Linked DNA regions of Homo sapiens: region 1 is linked to region 2. The links are chromatin contacts, found by Hi-C or POLR2A ChIA-PET in ENCODE. All regions are on one chromosome and are shown on one strand. Each heading gives the region's core, a stretch centred on a gene start or an enhancer-like site at or near the end of the contact. The rest is flanking DNA. Distances are from core to core; before and after follow the strand shown. Region 1 holds the start of ZBTB48 (zinc finger and BTB domain containing 48). Region 2 holds the start of ACOT7 (acyl-CoA thioesterase 7).

What was found. Hi-C counts contacts between places; a loop is a spot of excess contacts on that map. ChIA-PET counts read pairs that join two places held with the same protein, here RNA polymerase II (POLR2A). Pooled maps may share reads with other maps.
Region 1: a loop to region 2 is called in a pooled map, with 11 times the contacts of the local background. The contact joins the promoter of ZBTB48 here to the promoter of ACOT7 in region 2. A Hi-C loop is called at or near these places in 1 of 37 single-sample maps with no recorded cell type and 10 of 50 pooled maps. POLR2A ChIA-PET finds 5 or more read pairs at or near these places in 4 of 52 experiments (CD4-positive, alpha-beta memory T cell, GM10248, activated B cell and 1 more).

Annotation. Positions count from the first base shown.
Region 1 is chr1:6,577,616-6,581,243 of GRCh38, reverse strand. It overlaps ZBTB48 (zinc finger and BTB domain containing 48), which reads right to left and starts at 1,250. Exons shown (of 11, transcript NM_005341.4): 1 at 1,108-1,250; 2 at 1-703. The coding sequence starts at 634. It overlaps TAS1R1 (taste 1 receptor member 1), which reads right to left. Exons shown (of 6, transcript NM_138697.4): 6 at 1,489-2,591. The coding sequence ends at 1,660. LOC107984912 (a long non-coding RNA gene) reads left to right here and starts at 1,811. Exons shown (of 3, transcript XR_002958250.1): 1 at 1,811-1,897. RefSeq lists a silencer at 986-1,115 and an enhancer at 1,167-1,866.
Region 2 is chr1:6,391,530-6,395,092 of GRCh38, reverse strand. ACOT7 (acyl-CoA thioesterase 7) reads left to right here and starts at 1,326. Exons shown (of 9, transcript NM_007274.4): 1 at 1,326-1,836. The coding sequence starts at 1,694. RefSeq lists enhancers at 442-952, 953-1,465, 1,466-1,977 and silencers at 1,206-1,655, 1,926-2,015.

The DNA of each region.
Region 1 (3,628 bases), core at 1-2,500, 190 kb before region 2:
CTTTGCAGTCCTCGGGTTTCTTGTCCTCAAGGGGACAAGGCTTCAAGGCCTGCTTCAGTTTCCCACAGAGGGAGGAGGGGCCCTCACTCTGAGCTGGGGAATGGAGCTGGGGCCTCTGAGGACTATGACTGCCTCTGGGCTCCTGATCCCTGGGGACTAGACCCAGAGTCCTCGAAACTTCCTCTTCTTCCAAGCCTGCCGGCTCCTTGACGTGGCTGTTCACATTCTGGGAGGCAGGGGGCCCCAGCCCACTCTGGCCACCTGCTGCCTGTCCCACTGAAGTTTTGGGCTTGAAGCTCTGGCACAGCTCTACGGCCTCTGGCACTCGCAACTCCCTGGCTGCCAGGAGCACCTGATCCCGGTTCCCTGAGGTGAGAGCGAGGTGACCAGTGTAGAAAAAGTCCAACAAGAGGCCAAAGATCTCAGCGAAGCCAGCAGGGAGGACGACACTGCCCCCTGAGCCATCCCCGTAGAGGCTCTGGAAAAAGTGACTGCAGCAGGCAAGGACACTCCAGTGTGCCTTAAACACCAGGCCCCCCACGTCCAGAGTGGCGTCGCAGTACTGGCCCTTCTCCCGCTGCTTGTTGAGCTCCTGCAGAACCCTCACACTGTGCTGGACGAAGGAGCCGTCCATGGTCTGGAGGGCAGGGAGGCAGAAGTGACACCCCGGCCAGCCTAAGCGAGGGTATGCAAGAGAAAGCTCCTGGAGTCAAGAGAGAGAAACGGGAAGTTGGCCTCTACTCAAATAATCATATTTATCAGCACGAGGGCTTGGGTCAGGGTGAGGGGTGCACGCGGAGGGCTGGAACACACTGACAGCCTCCCGGGGGCCGGGGGCCATATTGGATTGGCCAGGGGGGATGCTGGATGGGGGGCCAGGGTCGTGAAGAAGGGCCTGGTGAGAAAAATCCAAGTTTGGGGAAAGGAGACATGGGATGAGAGCGAACGGACTGGCCCGGCACAGTGAGAGGATCCCGGACGGCGGAGGGCGGCAGCCGGGGACAGGTGAGCGAAGCCCACGCCGCGCCCACAGGTCCCGAGCGGCCGAGCGGAAGGCAGCCACGGCGGCCCGCAGCCCCTCCCTCCCTCACCCCGCGCCCTCCTCACCCAGGCAGGTCCTCCCTGAGCTGGCCCCACTGGCCCCCTGCTCCGTCGCCTCCACAGCCCACGAACCTAGTGCCCGGCTATGCGTACCCCGCCGACAGTGCGGAGACTCCACCGTCTCCGCGCCGGACGTGACGTCAAAGCGTGCAGGCCAGGAGGTGCGCCTCGGAAGCGTAGAGCTTCTAGCTCCGGCCCCCGAGGGCGGGGCCCCGCAGAGAACGGCCAATGGGATGCGGGGACGACGCCTCGCCCTGTTCTTTTGGCGCTGGGCCCGCCTCCGGAGTTGCCTAGCAACGTCAATCTGGGCGGTCAGCCTTTTCCAGGCTCTGGGTTCAGACTTGAATCCGTTACACCTCACACTCTCCCACGACAGGAGACCAGATACGCATTTCACTTCTTTATTGGCAGCCCGGAGCCTGGTCTAGGCTCTCCCAGGCGCTTACACGTCCCAACCCCAGACCGCGATGCCCAAAGACCTCCCGGACACCCCCGGCCTGCTCGACCTTCGACCCTCAGGGCAGAGAAGGCTGCCAGCCGTGCCTGCTGACCCACTGGTCAGGTGGAGCCGCAGCGCCTCGTGTAGTCCTGAATGGAGGCCTGGAAGTGCTCTGTGCTGTTGAGGTCTGGGCGGCAGAGGATCACGTAGCACTTAGGCAGAAAATACCCACCGAAGCCGCTGCTCAGGCTGCTCAGCCCAGCCATCATGTTGGCCGCAGGCAGGTACTTGCCGTCGTAGACGCTGGCCGTGGTGAAGAAGGCGATCCAGGACACGAAGTTGAAGAGCAGGCTGAAGGTGACACATTTGGCCTCGTTGTAGTTCTCTGGCAAGTCCTTACCCAGGTAGCTGCAGGCAAAGGCACTGATGGAGAGGAGGCCATTGTAGAGGAAGGCCAGTATGAAGCCCAGGGAGTTGGTCTCTGTGCACTCAAGCATCACCAGATGGGGGAAGCGCTGGTATTCCCTAGCAGGCAGTGGGGTCCACACCACCAGCCAAGTTAGACAGATAAGCAGCTGGGCCGCTGAGCTGATCATCACAAACAGGCCAGCACCGTGGTTTTGGACCCAGGCGTGGTAGAATGTAGGTACCTTGGTGGAAAACTTGAAGATGATGATTAGTTGGAATGAGCGAACTGTCAGGCAGGACAGGAAGATGGTGAAACCAAGGGCAAAGAGGGCCTGGCGTAGCAAGCACGCAGGCCTTGTGGGTTCCCCAAAGAAGCCATAGAGGCTGCCACTACCTGCTGCCAGGGAGCCCAGCATAAGAAAGCACAGGCGGCCCCCTGCTGACCTCACCACAGGGGTGTCTAGGTGCCAGGCAAACAGGCCAGCAGTCCCAAGCAGCAGCAGCAGCAGCAGCGTGTTAGCTGCCAGCAGCACCCAAGAGGTGTGCTCACGCAAAGCCAAAAACACCACAGTGCGCGGGAAGCAGGTCTGGCTTCCCTCAGGTGCCCACTCTTCTTTCCCACAAGGCTGGCATCTGTAGAGGTCTGAAAGGGAAGGCCAAGAAGGTTCCTGAGAGCCAGATGAGCAGAGTAGGAATAGGAAATAGGGGCCTGCAAGATACTGGGAGAATTGTACCAGGGCAGCTAGACTATACTAGGCATAGTGGGATGGGGGTAGCCGGGAGTGGGGCCTGAGGCCACGCATTTCCTCAAAATGCCTGTGTTAATTACAGACTCTGGAGACACACAGGTCGGTTCTGTATGGCTCATGATCCCATGAGGGTTTTGCAAACCCTAGGGAGGACCTTAACCTGGTAGCTCTGCCCACATACCAGAGAGGTTACGATCTGATGGGAGCAGCCTGCTCCCAAGGGAGGGCATTGTAACCCCTCTCTCTTGCCAGCATTTCCATGAACCACTTTCCTGAGCTGCTGCTCTGTGGTTTCTCTGAGTCCTGACCCTCTGAGGACAGAAGGGAAGTATTCCTGTCCCTACAGAGATGGTGAAAGGAAAGAATGTGGCCCCTGGACACCAACTAAGGACCTGAGTCCTTAGCTACCTAATTTGCTCTCTGTTCTTGACCTTGCATTTCTGGATGGGGAATGCTGTTTTTTTCTCTGCTGCAGACACGCTAGTATCTGTATTCAGGCCAAGCTGTTCAAGGAGCTAGCTGTCTTTGGCATGGGCAACAGAAGGGACAGTAGGACAAGAGGGCACAAAGGGAACAATAGCTATATTCATTTAGAGAAAGAGGTTGAATTCAGGATACGACTGCTTTTGTAGGAGTTGTGATGACAGCTCTCTAACAGAGGACACACCTCAGTCTAAGGCTTTCAGTTGGCTAATTCTTTCTTTCTTTCTTTTTTTTTGAGACAGAGTTTTTCTCTTGTCGCCCAGGCTGGAGTGCAATGGTGCAATCTTGGCTCACTGCAACCTCCGCCTCCCGGGTTCAAGCAATTCTCCTGCCTCAGCCTCCCGAGTAGCTGGAATTACAGGCACACGCCACAACGCCCGGCTAACTTTTTTTGTATTTTTAGTAGAGATGGGGTTTCACCATGTTGGTCAGGCTGGTCTCGAACTCC
Region 2 (3,563 bases), core at 77-2,576:
CCACCAATTCTGGACACATCTGTACTAAAAATACAAAAATAAGCCAAACGTGGTGGTGCATGCCTATGGTCCCAGCTACTCAGTGTGGTTGAGGCAGGAGAATTGCTTGAAACTGGATGGCAGAGGTTACAGTGAGCTATCACACCACTGCATTCCAGCCTGGGCGACAGAACGAGACTCTATATCAAAAAAAGAAAACAGGCCAGGCGTGGTGGCTCACGCCTGTAATCCCACCACTTTGGGAGGCAGAGGCGGGCAGATCACAAGGTCAGGAGATCAAGACCATCCTGGCTAACACAGTGAAACCCCGTCTCTACTAAAAATACAAAAAATTAGCCGGGCGTGGTGGCAGGCGCCTGTAGTCCCAGCTACTTGGGAGGCTGAGGCAGGAGAATGGCGTGAACCTGGGAGGCGGAGCTTGCAGTGAGCTGAGATTGCACCACTGCACTCCAGCCTGGGCAACAGAGCAAGACTCCGTCTCAAAAAAAAAAAAAAAAAAAGAAAACAGAAAAACAAAATTCTTAGTATAAAAGTCTTGAAATCACAGAGTTCTGACTTTGACTGCCCCTGCTTCTGGGAGCTACAGATCATGCTGTGGGCTGCCTCCACGGTCTGGTAACTCAAGGGTGACCGGGGTGAGGCACAGTTCCTTCAGAGCTACCTAGCTGAGTGTAAATGGGTTGTTCAAATTGCACTAGGGAGCCGGAGTTGCGTGGGTTTTAATTTAAAGATGTAAGTACAAATCTATGTGCATTGTAGAAAATTCGGAAAAGGTCCAACTGCCTAGCAAGTAAAAAGCTGTCATTCCAGCACGTGGGGGGTGACCGCTTCTCCCTTCTTGGGTGTTTTTTGGTGGATTTTTTTTGGTGACCCCGACTGGCCTAGACTCCATTCAAGGGCACATCTTGTGCAGTAAAACACGCATGTTTCAGGGCTCCTCACTGCAACACGTGCACCTCCAGGCTGGCGCTCAGCGCTCCCAGTAAAAGCTGCAGGCGGCGGTGTAGATAGTCGCCGGCCTTTCCTCCTCCCCACCTCGTGACGCTTTGTGCTGCGGAAGCAAAGGCCCGTTCCATTCCCCGTGTCTTCCCAGCAGCCGCCACCAATGCTCCTTTCTAGGAAACAGCCTTCCATTCTCTCTTAGGGCCGATCTTAGCGAGAGCCGCGATGCGGGCGACTGGTGCCGGGGTGGGTTGGGGGCGGGGGTGGGAATCAGGCCCCACTGCCAGGAGCCCGGGCCGCGCCTTCCGCTCTGACCTCATCCGGCCGCCCAGGCACTGGGCGCGGCAGCGAATCGGCGGCGCGGGCGGCCGGGAACGCCCAGCACAAATATTTACCGCCGCGCGGAGAGTGAGGGCCCAAGTCCGCCCTGCTCCGCCACTTAGGCCGCCCCAGACGCTTCCCTCGGGGCTGCCACCGGGTCGGGCGCGGCTGCCGCGGCTAGCGGGCCTTCCCCGCACCGGCGCGGCCCAACCGCCACCGAACCTTCTGGAAGCGGCGGCTGCCTGGGCCCCCACGCCGCCAGAATCGTACGCCCGCGCGAGCTCTCTGCAGCCTTGGCGGCCTGGGAGGCGGGGCTCGGGGTGGGGCCGGCGCGGGGGCGGGGTCGGCGCGGGGAGGCCGCGTTCGATTGCCCCCGGCGCGCAGGCCCCGCCTCACCAGCCCCATCGCTCCACCTCTGCCCTCCCCCTTTATGGCGCGGCCCGGGCTCATTCATTCCGCGCCGGGCCTGCCAGACACCTGCGCCCTTCTGCAGCCGCCCGCCGCATCCGCCGCCGCAGCCCCCAGCATGTCGGGCCCAGACGTCGAGACGCCGTCCGCCATCCAGATCTGCCGGTAAGAGAGGGCCCGCGCGCAGCCTGCAGCGGCCAGGCGCGCCGGTCACCGCCCCAGGCCTGCCCCGCTTGGCTCTGTGGTCCCCACCCGCCGAGGCCGCCCCCGCCCGCCGATTCCCCGCACGGCCTTCCGCGCCGCCGCCCCGGACGCCCGCCCGGCCGGGATGCGACTCGCGATGCCGCACAAGCCGGGCGGCCCCCGCCCGCCTCCAGCCGGCTCCTCCTGGCCGCATCTCCAGGGCGGCGGCCGCGCCACGGGCCGTTTGGGCGAGAAAGCCAGGCAGGGACGGGGCGGGCGGAGGTCAATGCACAGCTCCAGAGCCCGGCGACCGGCGCCCGTGGGCCGCCCCGCCTCGGGCCTCGCCCGAGCATCCCGGAGCCTCAGCCCCGTGGTCCTGCTTAGCCTCCTCGAGGATTCGGGATCATTACCTCGGCGGTTGTGCTGCGCTAACCAAAGCCCCCAGAGGTGGAGGGGAGGTGCCCAGAGCCGCGCGAGCCCCTCGGTGGGTGCCCCTGTGGGAGGAGGTTGCAGAGCTACCGTCTTCAGTGCACTGCTTCGGTTTGGGGGAGGGCAGGTGTTGAAAGGAAGAACAGATAATACTGTCTACCTCTAACAGTTTACTATGAAGAAAAGGGAATCAGTGGTCTGTTGGGCCTGAAAGCATCTTACACAATAGAGGCAAAGGGTTGTCCTTCTAGAGCACCCCCTCTTCTTCCACCAGGTACTGAGTAGATAGATGCAGGCCCCCAGAGGAAGCTGGAGGCTGGAGATCATGAACAAGCTCATTTCCCATAGGAGGTGGGGAGGGCAGCCTGAAGGTTACTCTGCAGTTCTCTTCGGCAGAATCGGAAGCAGCAGGCTGGCATTTGTGCATGAGCTAAGTGAGGACAAGGAGTCTAGGTTTTCAGCCACTGCACACAGGCTCTGTGGCCTGCGACCGGTCCTATCCTGCTTGATGAACTACCAGGAGTGAGAGCTGCTTTCTGTTTTGGTAGTGGGTTCCTCACATTTGGGGGTTGGGCATCACAGACTGACCTTGGGCTCAAGCCAAGTCCAATAGAAGCAAGTTACTTTCCTGTAGATGTTGACATCTCCAGGAAGGCTGGGCATATAGCAAGTCCTGGGTCTATGGCGATTCTTGACTCTCAGTCTCATCTTCTGGCCTGGTCGAGGGCCTCTCCTTACCTCAAGGTCGGTTTTGACTTTTCCAGAGGGGGAACGTCTTTGGGGGAGCCCTGCCCCTTTGACTTTGGCTCTGTGGCTGTTCTGGTCCCATCGACTCTGGAGGTGGGGAAAGCGGGGCAAAAAAAAAAAAGGAAATAACTGGAGACAGACAGCCTGCATCAGGTTCCTGAATCAGCTCTGCTGAGTATTGGCTGGGAAACTTGGGCTCCATGGTTTGCAAAGAGCTTATACCTGTCTCATCCCACTTGGTTTGCCCAATTCCCTGGGAGGTTGATGGTCGGTAGTGCCACCCTTACCTGTGTGGAGGAGGAAATGGCAGTTTTGGGAGTTGAGTAACTGTGTAAGGTCATCCTGCTCCAGGAGATCCAGGGACAGCCCCTGCCCAAGTCTTCTGACTCCAGATCCAGTATTCTTCCCACCCCTCTCCTGAATAAAGGAAACCTTGATTTAAATCTTCCCGTGGAAGGCTGGCCTTTTATTTACTTCTTCAGGGTGGTGAATAGCCAATTTATACATGTTGTCTTTTTTCACCCAGCTTCTAA